Regions from separate parts of the Homo sapiens genome. Here region 1 is linked to region 2. Evidence: chromatin loops called from intact Hi-C (ENCODE). Cell type or tissue: ascending aorta. All regions are shown on one strand. Links, peaks and the distances in the headings refer to the core of each region. The heading gives the core; the rest is flanking DNA. Region 1 overlaps MECOM (MDS1 and EVI1 complex locus). Region 2 overlaps MECOM (MDS1 and EVI1 complex locus).

Region 1 (11,583 bases), core at 1,951-9,950, 59 kb after region 2:
TGACGAGTTAAAGGGTGCAGCACACCAACATGGCCGATGTATACATATGTAACAAAACTGCACGTTGTGCACAGGTACCCTAGAACTTAAAGTATAATAAATAAATAAATAATAAAAAATTAAAAAAGAACTAGATCTGAGAGCTCATTAGGCTTTCCTTATCTAAATTCTACAGGTTATTCAATTAAGTAGCTAGTGAAATACTTTGTTGCAGGCCCAAGTCATTTGGATATTAAAACAAAATTGAGGATAAGTGAACGAGACTTGGTCTCAAGTATTGTACAAAAAAAAAAAATTAGAAAGTTGTAGCTAGCTTTCCTTGCCCTAAAAATATGCTGGTGAGCTTGGGCATATTTACTGTCACAATACATTGTTTAGGAAATGAAAATCTGAATCTAGCACCATCTATTCACTGGTAAATGATAAGGTATAATTAGCTTGTGATGTCAGGCAATGAAGTAATGACGTATCCCTAAGTCATTCATTCAACCAAGACATTTGGATCTCCCTAAACAAAACTAAAATCATAACGTAATAGAAAATCACAATGCAGATAACTTGAGGAAGAAAATGAAAGATGAAGGGATGACCAGCCCCTGTCATAAAAAGAAGCTTTCTCATTTTAAATTGCAGCAAAATTCCTCTTTACTAAGAGTTGTATGAAATCATTTCTTTAAGTTAAAGTGTCTTTTTTCCAAAATCTTATTACGTTTTATGAGCTTTGGAATGCCCAGGCAATGTAGTGTTCTACTTTTATTTCTGGATTTAAAAAAATAAGGCAGTGGAGCATTCATTCAGATTAAGTTCTTCGACTTTATTGTAAAGCAGATCAAGGTTTGGATCCTGGCTCTGTACTTAAAGCTGAGAGGCCTGGAGCAAAGAACAAACATGTCTCCAGAGCGCTCATCTCTAAGCTAAGACAATAATATCATCCACCTCATAGAGATGTGAGGATTAACTGCAGTGACGCATGAACACTCAACAACCTTGACTGGCGTTATTACTTATTGTTGCTGTTATAAATTATCTCCATTTTACAGATGATGACATTCAGGCACAGAGAAGTAAATAGCTGGCCAATGCCCACACAGCTAGGTAGTGATAGAACCAAGCCATCTAATTTAAAATATGCTTTGAAAAATGTTAACTAGAGTAATGCCCTCATGGAACAACCTGTAAACATCCACACCAAAAAAAAATATGCATCTGGAACAAATATTGTGCTCTAAGGGATTAAAACTGAAAAACCTAAATAATGTGGTTCCAGAGTCTACATTCTTAATACCCTCTTAGCATTTTTAATATTCTATAATTTCTAGAGTTTCTAATAAGAAATTCTGTGTGTGTTAAGTTTACACAGCTTTTTGCAGCTGATAAAAGCTTATACATATGTCATCTTATGTTAGCATTGCTGGTCTGGAAGAAGCCAAACAGAGGTAGTTATTGTTCCTCTCTTACGCTTGAGGACACTGAGGCTCAGAGGGTTAATGCCCTGCAGAAGGATACCATACTGATGAGTAGCAAACTTGAGACTCAAACCCCTACATCCTGACGTCCCAGCCAGCATTATCCGCCAGAAAACATGTTTACGGTACCCAAAATATACTGAAGTTTTGAGATGATCACGCCTAAGAAAAAAAACAAGTCCCTATCTTCAAGGCAGGGAGGGCTCAAAACACCACAGAGAGCATTTTCCTCTTAGGAAAGTTATTAGTAATTAACAAGCTTCATAATGACATGTTATGACATGGTTAGGTAAATTACTCCAGAAGCAGTAGAAGGAAACAAATGTCACATTCTACAAGTCCTGGCCAATGCCAAGGATTCACTTGGAAGGTTAACTAAGATGGAGCTCATTATGCTGTATTAGGTATCAGAGTATTTTGTCTTCTTGAAGATAAAACCTTGGTGACTGATATTACCATAACTTGAGGGCAGGAAGAGAGATCTGATATACAGACCATGAGGCACTTTGAAAACCCTAGACATATAATGCTCTTTACCTTGACATTTCCCATCCTCTAATGATCCATCTACCCAGTATTTTTAGGTCAAAAAAATATATATGATACAATGCTGCTTCATGGGTCAAACCACGGTCTCTGCTGGTATTTTAATACTGCATCATTATCAACAGAATACGTAAATCACTCGCATCTTAAGCATTTAGGCAAATGGGGAATTTTGCTTAGAATTTCAGACTGTGCCCAAAAGTAAAGATGTTCAATGCACTGATTTCTGTGCCAAGCCTAGTGGCTGGAACATTGGCTTGGATGCATACACATAGCTCAGCAAGATGGTTGGCAAAGACAGTTGGAAGAGAAGGCAGCGCTTTTTATTCTTATTTCTGTTTCATGAACAAGAAAATCACATGCCAGCCTGAAAGACAAGCCACTTCTGTGAGTTTATGTCAATTTGGGGGTAGCACTATCTTCTACTGGATAAAAATTGAACCTAGCAGAAAGACACACCTTTGGAAACCATGGAGACTTCAGTTTGGGCATTTTAATCAGATCTTTGCTCTCAGACAGTGGTGCTCTTGTAAGTGGCAAGAAGCTGGAGGAATGAGATCCTTTAAAGAGAACTTGTTCTTGAACTGTGATGGGAAAGTTTGCTCTAACTGCACAAAGGATAAAATACGCAAAAACTGTGAGCATGGAAGGAGTAATTTGCCCATCTGCAGACCCAAGGCTTGTATTTCTATAAAGTGTTTATGGGCTATGTAAATACATCCTACATCTTACTCAGTTATTGCAATCAGCATTTCCCTAACAACAGACAAATGTGATAGGCAGACTTTCCAGGAAAACATCAGGCTGACACAGTGGCTCACTCCTGTAATCCCAGCACTTTGGGAGGCTGAGGCTTGCAGATCATTTGAGCGCACAAGTTCGAGACCAGCCTGGGCACCATGGTGAAACCCTGTCTCAGCTACTCCAGAGGCTGAGGCAAGAGAATCGCTTGAACCCAGGAGGCGGAGGTTGCAGTGAGCCAAGATCACGCCATTGCACTCCAGCCTGGGCGGCAAGAGCGAAACTCCATCTCAAAAAAAAAAAAAAAAAAAATAGGAAAACAAAATATCTGGAGAAGAGACAGGCTTAGGATTCAGTATTCCAAGCTCACAAAACCAGTTTGTAGTCATGGATATCTTTGTCCCTGTTAATAAATCATTTTCAGGGGTATATGTATGTCTGTCAAATGTCGGTGTTCAATATTTTCAGGAAATTGAGTGTTTATAGGATTTAATTCATCATGCCTTACATATGCTAGGTACTTGATAACTATTCATTAATTCAATTTGATTGATCTAACTTAAAATATACTTTGAAAAATGTTAATAGAGTAATGCCCTCATGGAACAACCAGTAAACATCCACACCAAAAAAGTACGCATTTGAAACAAATATTGTGCTCTAAGGAATTAAAATTGCAAAGTAAATTAATCCCTTAAAGATTTATATGAATAATTTTAATTCCTTGAATGGTACCTTTTCAAATCCAATCTAAAATGTCCAATATGTTTGCAATCTGATATAATCCAATGAGTTTTAATAAGCAAAATAGTTCTTGCCAGTAGAACCAAAACCCAGTTATTCCATTTTTGTAACCTTCTGTGTAAAGGAATGGGCTGAACTAATTTTTTCTGAATTTTTTATATTTAATCAACAACATCATTGCCAAAGAAAACCACTTTTCAGAAGTCTCTCTATCCTGGTTTATAACTTATAATCAAAAACTGGAATTTTGCATCTGATGGGCTTTAGTGTGTAACACTATACTGTCATATTTTTTATGCTATAGTTAAAAGTAAAAGATAGTTTCCATTATAAAAATTTTCCCATAGTCTGATTACCCAGTGAAAAACATTTTTCTATAAAAATGGTCTTCATAATTCATAAGCTAGAAATTATTGTGGGTAATTTTTTAAAGAACATCAAAAAAGTTTTGGTGGGTCTAGTAGCATCAGTTGGCTTTAGGTACATGTACAGGATAAGGCAGTATGATAATAATGTCCCACACAAACAAGGAAATCACTTAACAACAACAAAAAAGCCTTGAGGCCTGAAACTCTGACAACTTACTTATCCTTACCCAGTTTGGGCTACATGGATTGATTTCAGCTACAGCCTGTTCCAAGCAGCAGGAAGAAATAGAAATGGGGCATAATATAAGACCTGGAATAATCCTGTAAGCTTGAAATAGCACAGATATATCACAGTGGATTTTAGAAAGATATACCTTAGCTCTGGTTTTAGACCCTTGATCCTCCAGAAGCCAAAGATGCTTGGAAATCTGATCTGCCCTGACAGTGAAGCAACCCTCTATGACCTTCCCAAAACCCTGCTGTGACCGTGTCTCAGAGGCCAGCACACTTCACCCTGAACTGTGAGCTTCCTTTAATTGCAGACTTTACTTTCATATTCCTTTGGGTCCTGGTTTGGGGAACTTCTCTGTCTGTTTTGTTCTGAAAACTGGACACTACCCAAATGTCATCCACAGGGAATTGGTTCAATGAAATGTGTTAGATCTAAACAATAGAGGATCTTCTGCCTTTAAAAAGAATGGTTTAGATTGATACATACAGACAAAAATCCAAGGTATATTAAGTTTAAAAAAAGAAAAAGCCCTTTATTTCTTTCTCTTGTCTGATTGCTCTGACTAGGACTTCCAGTACTGTGTTGAAGAGGAGTGGTGAGAGTGGGCATCATTGTCTTGTTCCAGTTTGCAGACGGAATGCTTTCAACTTTTCCCCACTCAGTGTTATGTTGGCCATGGGTTTGTCACAATAAAATAATGCTTTTAGTACATTGAGGTATGTCCCTTAAATGCCAATTTTGCTGAAAGTTTTAATCCTAAAGGGATGCTGGATTTTGTCAAATGCCTTTTCTGCATCTATTGAGATGATCATGTGATTTTTGTTTTTAATTCTGTTTATGTAGTGTATCATATTTATTGACTTGTGTATATTAAACCATCCCTGCAAGTGATATGAAACCCACTTGATCATGGTGGATTATCTTTTTGATAAGTTGTTGAATTTGGTTAGCTACTATGTTGTTAAGGATTTTAGCATCTATGTTCATCAGGATATTGGTCTGTAGTTTTCTTTTTTGGTTACGGCATTTGCAGCGACCTGGATGAGATTGGAGACTATTATTCTAAGTGAAGTAACTCAGGAATGGAAAACCAAACATTGATGTTCTCGCTGATATATGGGAGCTAAGCTATGGGGATGCAAAGGCATAAGAATGATACAATGGACTTGGGGGGAAGGGTGGAGAGAGGATGAGGGATAAGACTACAAATATGGTGCGGTGTATACTGCTCAGATGATGGGTGCACCAAAATCTCACAAATCACCACTAAAAAATTTACTCATGTAACCAAATATCACTAGTACCCCAGTAACCTACGAAGAAGAAAAAAAAGAAAAGGCAATTTGCTGTAAAAAGTTGTAAATCTATATGTATGTATGTGCTAATATATGCATGGGGGAAAAAATCTGCTGGAAGCTACACTAAAGGATGAATGGTGGTCATCTGCAGGCAATTTATGACAAAAAAGAAAGAAAATAACTTTCATTTTTATTTTATACATTCTTTTCATTTAAAAATTATTGTGTATAAATTTTGTAACAAGAAAAATATTGTGTATAAGACAATGAAAAAAGATTGATAAAAACTTTAAGATGTTTTATAATAAACATGCTAAGGTGAATCAAGTCTGAAAAAATGGTTGAACCCCCATTCAACCATTTAGAAATTTAGAAATCCATGAGCTGCTAAAATTGTATGAAAATGTTTCTTGCATGTGTATTTTCTGGAAAGAAGCTCCATACTTTCTATGAGATTCTCACAGGAGTCTGGGACCCAAAAGAAGGTCATGAACTATGACCCTAGCCAAAACTAAGATAGCTATTCCATCCCTCCATTCGTTTTTATTATCATTTTATCATGAAACATTTTATTACTAATTTCATAGTTCCCACCAAAGGTAAAGTCTATGCTAAGCATAAAAGCTGTGGGTCTTAGTCTTACCCTCACTTAGAGGAGTTCCCATTGACTTAGGAGCAGTCCTAAGTGCACAAGAAACCATATATGGCTGTTCTCGGTAAAAGAAAACTCCTAACAGGCACTAAAAGCCTGTAATCATTCAGGACTTGAGGATAGTTGTCCAAGACACAGACAGTCCTATTTTCTCTATAGAGATGGTTGATTTGTGAAATGACAGATGGGGGTTAGAGGAGTGGGGAGGGGCAGAGAAGAAGAAGTCATGTTTGCACTTGAATTAAGGGAACAGAGTTGAGTGAGTTGGGTTAATTTAATCAGTAAAACAAGATTCAATACATTATCTATCAACCTTAAATTGTTTGAAAGAAATCTTTAATCATAAAAGTGCATTTAAATATACAGCAAAATGCTTGACACCATGCTCTATATTAATAGAGCATAAATATTAGGCAGCAAAACTGCCTACATTGGTGTTAGGATTTAGGTAAAAACTTGGCTTCTGATGACTTGTAAACTGAATATTCCCAAATCCCTAGGAATTACATGAGTCCACAGAATGTTTTACCATTTCTACCTTGACTCCTTTGACATTCTCCAGAATCAGGTCTAGTACAGAGTTTAAGATCAATAACAATTTGTGATTTAAGTGAGGGGTCATGGGCAATACCTGCACTGGCAAAATGAGGGACATTATTGGTGAAAATTAGGAATAATACTCCACTTTCCAGGTGGTTTATCACTGTCAAAATAGGTCAATTGTGGATTTAGTATGCACTTGAAATGTCAGATATCCCAGAATTCTGGTGCCGACATTACTTAACTGCACAGGTTTTACAGCCAAAGAAATTGAAGGGGTTCACATAATCCACCAAAGCCCATTGCTAACCACCATCACCTAATCATATTGATATCTGCCATATGCAAAGCATAGTATTAGGCCCTATACAAAACAGAAATGGGCTCTCCAGGAGTTTTACAGTTTACCTAGAAAAATAAGATATATACCATGAAGACAAGCAATTTATAATAAAATGCCAAAATGATGATAAAGACAATTCCATACTATTGGAATGAAATAACATAGAAGTCATATCTCCAGGAGAGATCATGAAGAAGCAGGAGTTCAAATGAAATCTTAGAGGAGTTAGATTTTGACAGTCAGTGTACAGTATGGGTAGATTTACAAACTATGGCAACATTATGGCCAAAATTTGGATGGTAGAAACACAAGAGTAGGCTGATAAGAGACTGAGAGGTACAGAATGAGTAAACAAGGTAGGCTGAATGGACCAGTCTTGAATAAGACAAGCCTGAAAAGTCAATAAAATAATGTATTGAACTCTTATTCTATTTAAGGCACTCTAAATGCATTAGTTTGATCAAATCCTCACATGAGGTAAGTACCTCTAGTCCACAAGTAAGGAAACTGAGGCACAAAAAGGTTACATGGCTTGCCTTCATTTCAACCAGCTAGTAAATGGTGGAGCCAGGATTCAAACCCAGGCAAATCTCACTCCCGACCTGTACTCAGGAGTCACCACATTCTTCTGGCACAAAAGTAGAGCCCCTCAACAGCCAAGCTAAGGAATTTGAGATTCAGCATCAGGTATAAAGATTGAGAATGAGGTGATAACTCATTGATAATGCTTATATGCATGGTTCATCACTACTCAGAATCTTCCTCTAAAAGAATTGCATTATCCGATGATATTCCCAACAATATTCACTGATAGTGATATGTATTCACTGACAAGTCCCATGACTACAGTATTGAGTTAGATATTATAAAGTGCTCAGTCAAATCTTTATCAGGAGAGTCCATTGTGTTGACATTCCATCACCACAATTTTTAATCCTAAAGACTTAATTTTACCTGTTATTCACCTAACACTTCTGCTAGAAATACAACTCATGATAATAAACAGAGCAAAGTATGTTTATTTTCACATGTTACCCGAACATATATGACCTTCCTACATGGAAAGCCACTCTGCTCAAATAAGACGTTCATCCCTTAAAAACTTATTTCTCCATCCTAGGTTCAGGTCTTAAAAATCAGTTGGGTTCCTCAGTTACAGATGTACAGGACATTACATCTGGACTCTCCTAGGAGGGCAGGGGTGAACTCTTCCTCTGAATATCCACAGTAGCCAAATGACTCCTTCTCCCACTGTGGAAAACCACAGATGACTGTCTCCTAATGATTTACTGCCCAACCCCCAGCCCACAAATCAAAGAATTGGGTTTAGTGAGAAATAAGAAAGAATGGTGGCCAGTGGATACAAGAAGGGGAGGGAATGCTTCAGTTTATTTTCTTAAGCCAATTAATGATGAAACGGCATGGAGGGAAAGAAAGACACAACATAGTTGTAAAAGACTATTTTTCCAGATAAATGGCCAGATATCAGATTCTGTAATAAGTACTTCCACCTATCAAAACACACACACACACACACACACACACACATATTAACTTGAGGTGGGGAAGAAGATATAGATCTTAAAAACACAAGGTAATATTCAAAAACCATTCTGGATATCACCATAAAATGAAACTTTGAAGCACCCTTGGAAATCAATGAATCTGGACATTGCAAACCCTACAAACTATATATTGCAGGCAGAGGTGTTTGGTTGGGCCTGCAGAATTTTTTAAAATTGAATCAACATTTCATAAAGTAGAGAAAACTTACATAAAAACCCAGATTTGTGGCTTCTCTTAAAAAGTGGAAGACCTGGCGGCCCTGAACCCCCTTGCCCAAATGGTAACAGTGAGCAGGAGCTGAGAAGAAGCTGCCACCTTTAGAGGAGTCTTGAACTGCCAGTTTCCCACCATCCCCGCCACTCCCTCTTGTTCTGAAATACAAAGGCTGGGTGTCAAAAAATTAAATAAAAATAGGAGAGAGCTTAAGGCTTATACCCACCTTGCTTCACTCATTTATGGTACCTGCAAATTTACAGGCTCTGCTCTAGTCTAATCCATTCATTTAAAGAGGAGCAACCCAGCTGCAGTAGTAAAGTGACTTACAAACTCAATCCACTAAAAGTCAAATTTTCATTCAGGAGGGATTATTGCCTAATGATAACTAGAGAGTATGCAAAACTAAATTAGGGCTGTGTGGCTATACAATGCCAAAATCTGTGGGGAAAAGTTGAAATCTCAATCATTTTATTTACACATCCCCCTCACCCCGACTCCAAATAAAGGGCAAAGGAAGATGCTCAAGTTTTCAGAACAAATTTACTGCCTAGTTTGGCTTGGTATGGACAGTTTTAATGTGCCCAAATTTTAGATATGACTTCCCTTCATTCTGAGGGCATAATTTATTGAGAAGACATACAAAATGCTTACCGTAGACATGTAAATACTTTTAAAAAGGAAACTGGATAAAAACATTAAACAGGAGGGGAAAAAAAAGGATGTTTCTTCTTCAGAAAATTTAACTGATAAATTATAAGGAAACTGAAACCCACTAAGATTTATTGAGCATGTGCCTTAGGTACTTTGCACACATTATACCAATTAACTCTCACAGCAGCCCAAGGAGGGTAGTATTATTACTCCCACTTCACAAGTAAAGATGCTAGGCCTCAGAGGCATTCAATAACTTGAAGAGGACCTGACTTTTCAATCAGGGATCATGCCCAGATTCAAACACTGATGTGCACGTTTGTAATGCTTGTGAGAGTAGGGAACATGGTTTGCCCGTGCACAGGGCCTAGCACATTGATATTTGTTGTGTAAGCCTGCCCATCGCCAAAGCACAAAAACTGCCATGTACAAGCACTTTCATTCATAAATGTCATCATTTGAACAACCTTGACATATACAACTAATTCATTTAGGCAGGTTCTTGAACAAGGTTTAGGAAATGTTGGTTCTTTATGTTGTGTAGTTAATGACCCCTACACACATGTTTACTAACATAATAAAATCTCTTTTCTAAATAAATTTCTCCTTTAGAATTGTTATAAAAGTCAGTAGTCAAGAATTTGGCTGAATATACAAGCCAAAAGCACGTTTGCTAATGAATAAGAATAATAACTAAAATCAAAATAAGAATTAATTCAAGAATGAGTGCTTTTGAAGAGTCAGGAATTTGATTAAAAATTCAGTTCCCTTTTTTTCCATAATGAAACAGTTCTTTAACCACAAAACAGCTTTTATAATAATGCCGAAGAGTATGGTTCCAAGCAAAACACTCCCCCATTTTAATCATGGCTATTATTTTTGAAAATGAAAATGACTGAGGTCATTGTAATCTATTTTAGGGTTTGCATGGGTTGATGGTATTTTTGTCTTGGCTTTGAGTTCTCCACATTACCCACTAAATGTTATGGGCTTTACCGTGTGCCCTTTCAAATCCCATTCTTTCTAATAACATTGTATTTTATACACATAAATTAGAGTAAATTCCACTTTCTTTCCTAACAACTCCAGATGTGGTCCACACTTTCAAAAGGACTAGAACTTGCCTTAAAAAAAATTCAGTATGTACTTCTTAGAACAACTATGTTTCTATATAGATAAAAATGCTGTATGGATGTTTAAATGCTGAATAATTAGTAAAACCATAGGACTTGTGGTTTTTTCACCAAAGTGAAATATGAAGATAATATCTATATATTTACTCCTTCCAACTTACAAGGACATACACAGATAAAAAATGCCTAGAAACAAAACCATCTGGGCAGAGTTCTAGACCTACTGATACCAATAGGGAAGGGGGATCTGTATTCAGACAACCATTTAGAACACATCAGTGAGGCTCTCTGTCCCCTGTAGACCCAGTAGACAAAATTAACAAATATCTAAATACACTAAAGTTACACAGTCAAGGCTCCCTTTAGACGCAGTTAATATTTCACTTACTTTCTGAACTTAGTTGGGGTTTTTATTAAAATTCGCTATCACGATCCCTCTAGGTAACCCCTACACAGCCACACGTGAGAGAATGGCTTCACAATACATACAAATTGTGGAGATCTGGCTATTAAAATGCCTTGAGATCTGTTTGTTTATTTTTTTAAAATCAACTTGCAAGGCCAATGTAATAAGATGCTGTAGCTTTTATGAAAGAGGTGAAATAATTTTAAACACAGACACACAATGAGTTTATTTATTTAGAAACTTGTTAAATAGAGTCTGGGAATTCAAATATTCAATGTTGACATTGTACAGAATTGGCAAGAAGCCAGAACCCAGTCTCCAGAGGGACCCATTGGACAAGGAATTCAGGACTTTCTCTCCTCCCACTTGAGCTAAATAGGTAGAAGCCATTAGTTATACCCACAGCAATATCTGAACCACACTCAAATAAGCTGCCCCAGCCAGGGCACTTCAAAGGAGGCTAAGTGTGTTTAGCTTTTTAGTGCTGAACTAGAGCAATATGTCACACTTTTGAAAGAGTCTTGTAAACAGTTTCTTCCCTATGTAGAGACATCTCTGAAGTTTCTTGTATGGCTTGTAGTAAGCAAAGGTAATTAACAAGGATTATACTTTTTTCATTTCCTGGAGGGGCTGGGGAGGATAATACCAATCTGTGTGCAAACTAAGGATCTGGAAGAACTA
Region 2 (11,583 bases), core at 2,222-10,221:
TGGTAATGTTCTCTGCGCAGCAGCTTTTAGAAATAGCTTTCCACTTACTAGGTATCAGCAGTTAGTGCTGGCATATCTGTAGTAATCGTAGAAGAAGTAATCATAGTACTGGTAATATTAAGTCACATTTATTGAGGACTATGTGCCAGTTCCTGTTCTAAGCACCTTACATGTACTAACTCATTTAACTTTCATAATAACCTAATAACAGCAGTGCAGTTATTATCCCCACCTTTCCAGATGCGGGAACTTGGACAACAAAAAGAGGTTAAATAATTGCCCAAAGATGTATACCTAATAAAAGGTGGGGTCAGCATTCCAACCAATATTTATTGAGCATCTAATTTTTTTGCCAGACACTTCACAATGCTTTCACTGCCCAATATTTCCTGTAATACAGAAATGATCATACTGTATTTTGATTCAGCAACATTTATCAAAAAGCCTGGAGCTGTCACCAAATATTTCTGATAATCACATCTCTTTCCTAAAACAATGAGTTTTAAGAGAACAGTAACATTTTTTGCCATTGGCACATATGGCATGGTTTCTGTCAAAGGGACTGTGGCTCTTTATCACATGTAAACCCACACGCCAACACACACACACACACACACACACACACACACACACACACACACACATAAACAATCACCTGTTGAATGGGCCAACTCAAACAACTGGTCAGTGAAAGCTGGGGAAATCAGTCAAACCAGTTATTTGACACCTTGTAGAAAAAAAAGGGAGGGGAGATGCAAATATTGTTGGATCTAATTTTTTACGTTTTAATATCCTGTACCGGAACCATGCAAAGTAATGCTAGAACCTATAAAATATTTAGGAGGAACCTGGTAAGGACAAAAGATAGTTTCCAATGCTACTCTAAAGGTGTATTGATTTAACTGCAAACAGTTACATTGTACACTGTCATAGCCTAATGCTTCATGGAACAAAGAGTTTCCAGTTGCGTCTCCATGTCTTTTATCTTTTAAAATGCACTTTTCTATTTGTTTACAAAGTTCTATTATTCACCTGCCAGGAAAAAAAAAATACCAAATTTAAATGAATCCCTTTATCCAAAATTAAATCCTGGCCTTAAGGATCAGATCCAGAATTAGCCAGAAATATGCATAAACTCCATACAGTTCCAAATTAATTTGTTAATTTAATTACCATAATAATTAAAATTGTTTACCATATTGTCATCAGAAACCAGAAGAAAATTATAAGTAAACAGAATCTTTATTATTTGTATTAAGCAAAATAAAATTACATAAAGAGAGACCTGGATATGTAGAGTATCTTTCATCTTCAAAGTAGTTTCTATATCTTCTGTATAATATTACAGTATTCAATGTAAGCACTCATTTTATCAAACAACAGAGTAAATAACAAAATAAGAACATAAAGTGACTTGCTGGCTATAGATGATGACTTCCCCAAGGCTGCCGTGACTTATATACCTTTCTTTGGCAACTCCTTTTGGAATTCTTTTTTATTTTGCCATAGAGATTTTTGTGGGTGACTTTTATTTTGTTTTGTTTTGATACTTTCATGAGCTACAATATTATGTGGTTCTCCCCTTCTACAATTCGTCCCATTAAAAGTTCTGTCATCCTGTTAGACATATAAGTGACATGGTGGCCAGAATTCAGGGGTGAAGGGAACTGAATTTTGAAACCACACAATTTATGTGGAAATAAAGTACATTCCTCATTTGTTTCTGCGTCAGACATATGGGAAGACTGTGTATAATAGGTTGTTTCATTTGTGTGATGGAGAGATTTTTTTTTAAGCCTTCTGAAGAAAAAAGTCATACTGATGTCTACGTTCATCTATGCTTCTTTTCCCGTGTTTTAATGTGGAAACATTTTAGAACTCACAGTTTCCACACTTCGTACGTTTTCCACAGTTAATTAATCCTGCTTTCCCTCATGACAAATGACCCTATCTCATAAAAGGACACATTGGCAAGCAAGGATTTAACTCAAAGAAGCTGTTCTTTGATATATATGTATGAATTGGGTTTTTTTTTAATTTAAAAGCACTGGACTCTCAGAATATGAAAATGTACTACATCTCCTACGGAAAAGTAAATTTGGAAATCTTTTAGGTAAATGAAATACATAGGGTTTTTTTCTTGTCTTCAAGAACCACCATGTCCAATTAGAGGGCTGGGAAGTATGACTATTCCATATCTATATTTTTAAGTCTACCATACCTTGTGCTCTCAACTCAGAAAATTCAGAAAGTAAACCCTACTCAAATGGCTGTGTGGTAGCTTCTGAAAATTCCCAATGCAAATGGCCCTCTTTTTTCCCTCCCAACTCTCCAAGTCTTAGGGAAAGAAATAAACTCCGAATTATTAACCTGTTGCTAATTTTCCCTATTACTCAATATTAAATGAAGATGGAGAAGAAGGCCCCAGGATATTAACCTAGGCTGTCCGCTTCCCACAGAGACACAAGGCTTTGCAGCATAAGAGCTAGAAGGGTGAATGACACCACTATTCTTATCTCTAAGAAGTAACTGAAAATTTCATAGATTGACAATAGGCCAAATTCGGCCATCCCATATCCCTACGCCTCTCTAGAGACCAGGAAGGCACCATGTTAGAGTAGATTCTACTTTAAACTTTATAGGTAACTGCAGGTCCTAGGAAGTCCATGCCACCTCTCAGGGCCTCTGTTTCCTCATTTGTAAAATGATGTGGATGGAAAAAACATTCTCTAATGACCCCTCAGCTCTGGCATTTTATGATTTTCTCTTATGCCATGTAATATGGCATGCTATTCCCCACTGTCTCCCCTCCCCAACCCCCACTGATTTATTGCTGAACAGCTAGTCCATACAGCAAGCTCTGGGCTTAACCTGGCCTCACTTGCATTAGTAGAAGCAAGTTATTTCTCATCTTCATCGCCACACTGCAATTCCGACTCACATAGAAAAATCTATCTATCTGCCTACAAACCTATACATCCATCTACCTACTTTTAACAAATCTGTGTTCAAATCACATGCAATTTCTGAAGAAAAATTAGTGTTTCTAAGGCTGATTCCCTTGGAATCACTGCAACAATTTTGTCACAAAAGACACCAATTGAGCCAACTTGCAAGACCCTTTAAAATTCAGGCATTCTGTCTTCACTTTCCCTTTTATTCAGCACTACCCTTTCTTGGCATCTTTGGACTCAGAACTATGAATCTCCACATGCCTTCCATTTTGTTCCACATCTGGACAAGAGGCAGGAAAACAACAGATCATCAACAAGTTCAGGTGGAGTTTGTTTTTGTTTTGGATTTCTATAAACAAGAAGGGAAAACAAACTCTAAGTAAGCATTAGTTTTTACCAATTTATTTTTCTAACATGCTACATCTCTGGGGGAAAATATCTACTGATTTGATGAATAAGTATGAAGTTGGGAAGCCTGCTCTTATAGGCATGAGGTAAATACCAAGATGAATAAGATGACTAAGGAAGCTAAAATAGGTATAATAGCAACAATAGCAACAGCAAGAGATATTTTGGGTTATTTGCTCTACCTTAGAATCAGAGTGCCCACACCGATACATGAGCATACCTGGCAAAATCTGCTCCCACAGAGGAATGGCCAGTGCAGAATGTTCTTCTCTAAATGGTTGTCAGAGGCCAATTTGTTAAGACTAGAAATGGAGAACCAGAATAAGAATAAAATCCTTTTCTCGAAAATTCAGGCCTGTCACATAGGTACAAAGGAGGATGTATTTTTAAAATCTCTGTTGTATGTCAGGCACCATGCTAGGTACTTCTATATGCATATTTCATTTAACCTTCTCAACAAATCAACAGTGTGATTCTCACTTTTTCCCCATTACATAATGAAAACCTTGGGATTTTTAAAGTCCACGCACTGCCACTTGATGGTGGATGTGAAATAATTGTACATTAAGATTATTAAGCTGCTGCAGCTAGATAAAATATTTAACAAGTATTAAACTGGAAGTGATCATGTGAAATCAGTTTTAGCTAAGATACTAATCTAGAAGTTACTATCTGTACTAAAGACAGCAAAATAGAAAGCGTCCCTACCAGCACAGCATAATGCAAAACGCAAGCAAGGACAACTAGTAGCAGGCCTTCTGCAGAACCTATTAGAGAAAGCAATCTGCTTTAGAATTGATGGAGATTCCCTAATCAAAGTGAAATTGAGCAAATTCCTAAGCCAGATGGGGAGTTTTCTGCTAGCAAGTCATCAGAAACAAGGATGCCAACTTGATCCTATGGAAAGGCACAGTACAAGAATGACATGGAACACTACCTCATCGAGAATAGAAAACTCCAGACCCTACCAGGACTGTGGCAATCCTCTCAGCCCTCTCGCTTATTAGTGGAGGAGAACTGGGAATCAATAACAGAATCCTTTTGTACATCATTTATATCTTTGTACATGTAATTATACTTAAATCAACAAAGTAGTAAACTTTATATTACTCCTAAGTTATAATGTGGGTTTAGTCATTCTCTGATTCAAGGAAATGTTGGCTTTGTAAAACCAAAGGTAACCTTCTGCTGTTATTTTGTAGGCTGTGGACGGAGAAATCCCTGGAATGATTGGAGAGTCGAGAGTCGGATGCACCAAGCCGAGAGAGAAAGCCAAGTGCACCGTTTAGCAAATGATACTTAGGGTTTATTTCTCTTTGGTTTTTTGCTCCATGTTACACACCCACATACTTGTAAGACAGAGCAGTGAATGGCCTCTTCTGTCTGAGTCCAAAGCCCACACTCTGTCTGCTATGTCACACTATTATGACATACAGCCATTAACCCGTGCTAATCACCTATTTCACTTGAATGACCCAATATAACAATGTGTGGATTTGAGAGACAATCTCATACTAAAAACAAACAAAATGAAAGAGAAACCTGTTATAATATGTAGAGTACCTTATTACAAAGATTCAGAACCACAGGTCAAATAGCATGCTCTCCGGCAACAATATGATAAAATTCTTTCCTAAAAGGAAAATTCCATTGAAAACAAGCACTTTTTACATCCTAGGAGATGGCCCATAACAACAGTACAGTATAGAGAATAATTTTCCATAAAAAAATACTCATAAAATCAATGCTGTTGTTTTTTCTGGTCCCCACCCATTTCATCTTCATTTTCTAGAAACCAAACTGAAATGATGTGGCTGTTTACACTTTCAGAAGGAGAGAACACAGAAAGCTGAGTGACTGTGACTCAGAGATTTTGTTCTACCCCCGACCAGCAGTTACCCTTCAACCAGTCTCGCTCTTCATCCCTCACAATGCAAACTTCAGAGTCACACTGCCAGAAACAAACCCAAATAATTCCCAAACACACCACTAGAAACCCAAACAAAACACTAGATTAAAAATTCCAGGGTGTCTGCTGTTCACAAAAACTTGCTGGCTCACCAGCAAAAATCTGGGCATCAGCACTGTGCTGTCCACAACTCCTAAAGACGGATGTGGCTGCCTCCAGTCCAGAAGGCCTCTTCCTTTCTGACTTTCACATTATTCCTCAGCCAACTGCAGCCTACTTGGCCAACATTATTTTCCTCACCCTTTCACAGACAGCCTCCACCTCCTCTTACTGCCCTCACGCCCACCCTGCCCAACTGGGTTGTGTTTATCCTTTCCTTCCAGCCTTCTCCTCTACCCTCTGGGGTGTCCACCGCCCTCTCCTCTCTAGTTCCCCTAAATCCTTGCCCAATGCCCAGTTTAGGTCCAGCCTTTACTGGGTAACTTTTATCCAAGCACATGAGCTTCTCTCTGCCCTGAAATTCTAGAATTCTTTCCACGTAGGGCACAGAATCATGAAGTTCAATTTCTCTAGTTGTTTTTTATATGATAGTCTCATCTTTTCATCTGGATTAAAAGTCCACATCTTAGAGTCCCTTGCCATGCCCTCCATCTCAATTAGGGCACTTAAAGCCAAACAGCTGCCAGCATTTTCCACAATTACATGTATTACATTACAGACACACATACACACATACACATATACACATGGATACATACTTATAAATCTATACATGATATGTAGGCATGATATGTATTTACACACACATCATGGGATATATATGTACATAAAAAATACGGTGTATGTTTATATATCTAAGACATATATGTATGTATAAAACATGAGATACATATGCCTTCATTTATTATTCATTTGTTTGTTTACTGATTGTTTACTAAATGCTGATAGAATTTTTTAAGAATTAAATTCCTATTGAGAAGGGGTCTCGCTATGTTGCCCAGGCTAGTCTGAAAATCCTGGGCTCAAGTGATCCTCTGGCCTCAGCCTCCTCAGAAGCTGGGACTACAGGCCTGCAAGACTGCACCCAGCTTGGCTGGGTTAATAGAGTATTAACACTAGGAAAACAAACGCAGAAATGTTGTAGCCTCATCCTGCATGCTGTCTGTAGATGGGAAAAATCAAACTCAGGGAAATTAATTTTTTCAAGACTACACTTGGTAGAAAGCAAGGTATGAGAAGGAGCTAACAAACTAAATTCCACAGGAAAACAGCATAAATATTACAGCTAGACAAGAACGCTGATGGAGAAAATTTCCCAATAGAGGAACCATTAGGGGTTCCTGAGGCAAATATACCCTATACAGTGCAGATTGTCTATATATGTAGCTCACTATGGCCCATGACATATTAGCATGTGAATCTCCTTCAGTGTTATTGATAAAAATTCAGATTCCTCAATGCTATCTGAGAGCTATCTAATCTGAATCTCCAGGTAAGGTCCAGGAATCTATATTTCCACGGAGTCCCACAATGATTCTCTGCACACCACAGCTGAGAACCACTGGCTCTACCCTATATCAAGCTGACAATGAGAAAGATATAAAAGACTAGGCAGATGCTGCTGGACTTGAGATCCCCATTCCCAAGGAGTTAATTCAAAGACAGTCATTGCTCATAAGGCTAAACCAAGTGGTCCAATTTCATTTGCTTATTCTTCATTCAAAAAACCACTTTTCTACCAGGCACAGTGGCTCACACCTGTAATCCTGGCACTCTGGGACACCAAAGCAGGCAGATCACCTGAGGTCAGGAGTTTGAGATCAGCTTGGTCAACATAGTGAAACCTTGTCTCTACTAAAAACACAAAAAAATTAGCCGGGTGTGGTGGTGCACGCCTGTAGTCCCAGCTACTCAGGAGGCTGAGGCAGGAGAATTGCTTGGACCCAGGAGGCAGAGGTTGCAGTGAGCCGAGATTGCACCACTGCACTCCAGCTGCACTCCAGCCTGGGCAACAGAGTGAGACTCCATCTCAACGACAACACCACCACCACCACAAAAAAAAAAAAAAAAAAAAAACACCTTTTCACCTAAGTACCTCAAGGCCCTCCACCAAAAAAACAATGCTCTCTTAAAACTAGCTGACCCTTTGCTCTAAGCATAAAGAAAAACAGAAGCACATGTGGCATTGTGAAAATGACCTATTCTCAATTTTCTATGTCTATCTAGAGCTGTGGCATTCTTCTAATTTTTTTTCTTTTAACTTAGAGTTCTTGTCCCTAAAGCAGTGGCCCTCACAATGTAGTCCCTGGACTAGCAGTATCAGCATCACCTAGAAAGTCAAATTCTTAGGCCCCAGCTCAGACCTGCAGAATCAGAAATTCCAGGGGGCAGGGCCAGCATTCTGGCTTAATAGACCCATTGGGTGATTCCGATACAGGCTACAGTTCGACAACCACTACCCTGAAGGAATACTGGGAGAAGAGGAGTTTCCATTAGTCCTTCTCAAGTCTGAGCCTCCTCTGCTTGGGGAAATGGGAAGAGGTGAATGGCAGGCTGAGCAAGGGAGATCCAGGCCCATCCGCTCCCACTAGTCCATCTGCAGGCATTTCACACAGCTGGCTTTCATAACAAAGCTTATCCTGAGTCTCAAAGTTGATACTCTCTGAATATCAATTGATAAGCTTACCAACATGTTAAAACAACAAGGCAACACAGCAGGCCTAGTATGGAACACAAATAAACGTCACAGAATCTGACCTTAAAAGCTGGATCTAACTGAAAAAAAAAAAAACAAAAAAAAAACTGGATCTATATTCTAAAATTAATGGGGGAGGGAGGGCTGGACTGATTTAATTTAGTGAGAACTGTTTCTTTTAAGTGAATTGGTTGATTTAAGTCCTACAACCAGTTTCTAAGCACTCAATTTCAAATTAACCAGTTGCTTGAATAAAATGGTGAATTTTCTTTATTTTCTTCAAGACAGGCTCATGTGGCTATGACCTGAAATCAGTGATTAAAGAAATGCTTAATGGTATCTGCCCATTACTAAATTATTATTATTAATTAAAAGTTTAAAAAGAAAACAAAGCTTACTTTTGTCTACTAATGGATACAGGGATTTAATGTTACAAATTACCTTTCTAAACCCAAAATGCACAAGGAAGTGAAGTATACGTAGAAAATTCATCTCTAAAAGCATACTACCCACCAACGACTACCTAATTTAGCAGAATATATTACCTCTATGCTTCATAAATCTTAATTAAAGCTGTTAGTTTTCCTATTATGTGATCGAGAAATGCCCCATTAAAGTTAAACAGTTTCTACAAGTAATTATACACATATACACTTTAAAATTGCTTCATATATACTGGAAACATTGTCTACTAAATCAAAAACTTGCAGAATTTCATTAATGCAAGATTTTTTTATCTCCCAAAAGTCAAATGTGTCCCAGAGGAACCAGTATACTCAGTGTTGGCTTCTTATAATACAATTTAATGCTCACAAACACAACTAAAGTATTTAAACATTTACAGGGGTTGTCATAAATGCTTTTCTTATTTTTGATCAAATTCAACCTTACACTTAATACAGTTAACTGTAGTTATTTAATTTAAAAACTTGAGATTCCAACCTCAAAAATTTATAACAATATAAATGCAGTTACTTGGCTATAGGATACGTATACTGTGGGGACTCCATTCTTCAATATGAAACACAAATACCAAAACCAGAGAGGTAGTATTTTTTAAAGTAGACATTATTTTAAATAACTTTTGGCACATTGAAGAAAAAACATCAAATCCAAATACAAAAATAGAATTCTTTCATTCATATAGTCAATTTCAATCAGACACTAGCACACCAATAATAAGAATAATGTTTATATTTTTCTGTTTTGAAAAATAATACAAGATGAATCGATAAACTAGCTAATTGAAAATATAATGTTATTTGAGGGATTCTAGACATCCTAACTGAATAATTGGATGGAAAATATTATTGACAACTTCTCCATTTTCTCAAAAGGTGTAGTTTATTTAATTCATTGAAATGTTACATGTAACTCTTTAATATTATACTTCCGAGAGATGTGCAAGTTTCATCTTCAGAAACTGTCACTGGCCTTAGAAGAAAACACTTAGATGTAAACTCTTGTGCCAAGAGCTTTCTGTCCTGGGGCATATTGGATGAGCACATTCACAGAACATGAAACAAGAGAAGGAAGACAGCTGTAGCCCAGGCGGTGATGGATAACCCTTGATCGGGCAAACGTAATATCTCTGAGGGCTGAAAGTACATTATTAATTGAAATCCTTGGTTAGTTCCTCCTTGTAGACCACCATATAATTGCATCTCTACCTGAAAAACTGTTTTCAGCAGAATTCATAATGGGTAAAGTGTCCTCAAAATGCATATGAAGGAAATCTATTTTGCGTACAAGTGATTATATCACAATGTACACATTACAGAGACACTAAATCCTTATTTCCATGACTGTACACAGACCAGAAAATAAATGCAAGCAGTTTACCGCTCACCATACAGCACAGTAACAATTAAAATGCTGTTTGATCAAAAATTAAAACCTAAAAAACATTAAAACTAAAAAAAAAAGACTGTTCCATAGAATTAGTGTTTCCAGTTAGCAACAAATATAAATGACCTCAGTGTATTCTGATATTAAATACAACCTCCCCAATATAAATATCTTATAGTTACAAATACCTTAGTTTAATGAAATGCCTCTTCTTTTGTGACTATATTTTATGAATATAAATTGGACTAGTCAAACACATTAGCATTTTTTTCTTATTCAAATAGAGTGTATCAAATCTTGCTGGTTTAAAAAGAAAAAGTTTCTTAGGACAATGAAAGTTTTATGGGGAGTTGAGGGGTTGGAAGGAGGTGAAGAGGTGCATGTTTCCAAGCTAGGGTATAGGAAAGATTAAATATCTCACTGAACTTCAGCCTGACATGGAAAAGTAACATCACCTAAAATCTCAATCTTATCAAAGTGTAAGATGAAGTAAAATAGAAGACAGGGATACATTAAGAGATGTTCAACATAAGTTTTAAAAATAGGTACAGTAATAATGCAATCCACTAATAAACTGAATAAGGAGCCGGGTGGAGAGTCTAACAACCAGTCATACTAAATGACAGCTCAGAGGGCGAAGAGGTGTGGAAACTGAGAAGATAGACTTCCAAGTCTTTTCCTGAAAGTGCTTAGATTTTGAGAAGAGTCCAATATTGTCAGACAAAAGAGTCTTTGTGCAACAACACCAGGGAGGTGACGGAAAGCTGCTCAGGAAAACCAACATAGACAGCCCCAGCCTTGTACACAGGACCCGTGGAGAACTTTGACTTATGGGGCCTGCAGAAAGAACAATGCTAAATGCAAGAGCATCATATTCAGCCAATATCAGAATGGGCACAGAGCAGATGAGCAGATGTCTTTAAAAAATCATGTTGGGTTTTTTTCTTTCAAAAAATATAATAAGCAGATACACAGACTACAATTTCAAATTGCATCAGTAGTCTTAGACTAGGTCCTCAGACATTTGACCACTCTGGGTGATTTAACCTGCCTCACAAACCTTGATACCTCTGGTTGGCAGGGGCTCTGATTTTGAGTTCTTGGTGAAGTGGCAAAACAGCTCATGAGGGAGTATCAACACACAAGGCCTAATATCCTGAGGTTCCTGTCCCAGAATAATGAAATAGGAGCCTGTTATTATTAAAGGAAGACTGGTGTCATACAGAGACAATTTCAAATAGAGAAATACACACTAAACATGGATGGTGGTCCACTGTTTATTCAAATTCAGGATATCTACAAAAACTTAGGCTGTAAATCAAGTAAACACATCAGATAATTGGCACTTCCAGCGTTAGGGAGAGTTGTCCAAGCTTTTGCCCCTACAGGAAACCATAATAAATAAGAGAAAAACACCCAGTATATCAACCTTTCTGGATCTTCAAAATAGAGCTGCCTCATAAGTTTTACCAGGATGAAAATATTAAAAGATTCATAATAAGGGTACAAAAAATTCATTTTTCTCCTTCACCATTTCCAACTGCCCTGCTATCAATCTGAAAATAATTTAAGTGTTTAAAGGTATCCAATAAACAAGCAATGTCCTTAAATAAACTTTAAAACCAGGTGCCAATTTTAAATTAGCATTAGATGCAATTTTATCTTAAAATGGCATCTTCGCAGCTGTAATTTCCATCATATGAAATAAACAGCAAGTTATAAAACTGGCTGAAAATTTTTCAAAAATATACATCTGCCAATAAAACATA

What was found. Peaks named below come from ENCODE experiments on the same cell type or tissue, not always from the same donor. Only the 100,000 strongest peaks of a DNase experiment are listed, where the experiment ranks them.
Region 1: it touches region 2 in a loop (2.0-fold over the local background); 5 of 110 quality-filtered maps call a loop at or near these places.

What each region holds. Positions count from the first base shown.
Region 1 is chr3:169,646,365-169,657,947 of GRCh38, forward strand. The region is part of intron 1 of MECOM (MDS1 and EVI1 complex locus); the gene reads right to left. Among named protein-coding and RNA genes, the nearest start is that of MECOM, 12 kb to the right of the region's middle. RefSeq lists an enhancer at 6,583-6,752. In ascending aorta, for the core only: no CTCF peak of the experiment used is centred there; no DNase peak of the experiment used is centred there; H3K4me3 peaks cover 484 bases; H3K27ac peaks cover 7,686 bases.
Region 2 is chr3:169,586,830-169,598,412 of GRCh38, forward strand. All of the region lies in intron 1 of MECOM (MDS1 and EVI1 complex locus), which reads right to left. Among named protein-coding and RNA genes, the nearest start is that of MECOM, 71 kb to the right of the region's middle. In ascending aorta, for the core only: no CTCF peak of the experiment used is centred there; no DNase peak of the experiment used is centred there; H3K4me3 peaks cover 1,751 bases; H3K27ac peaks cover 1,576 bases.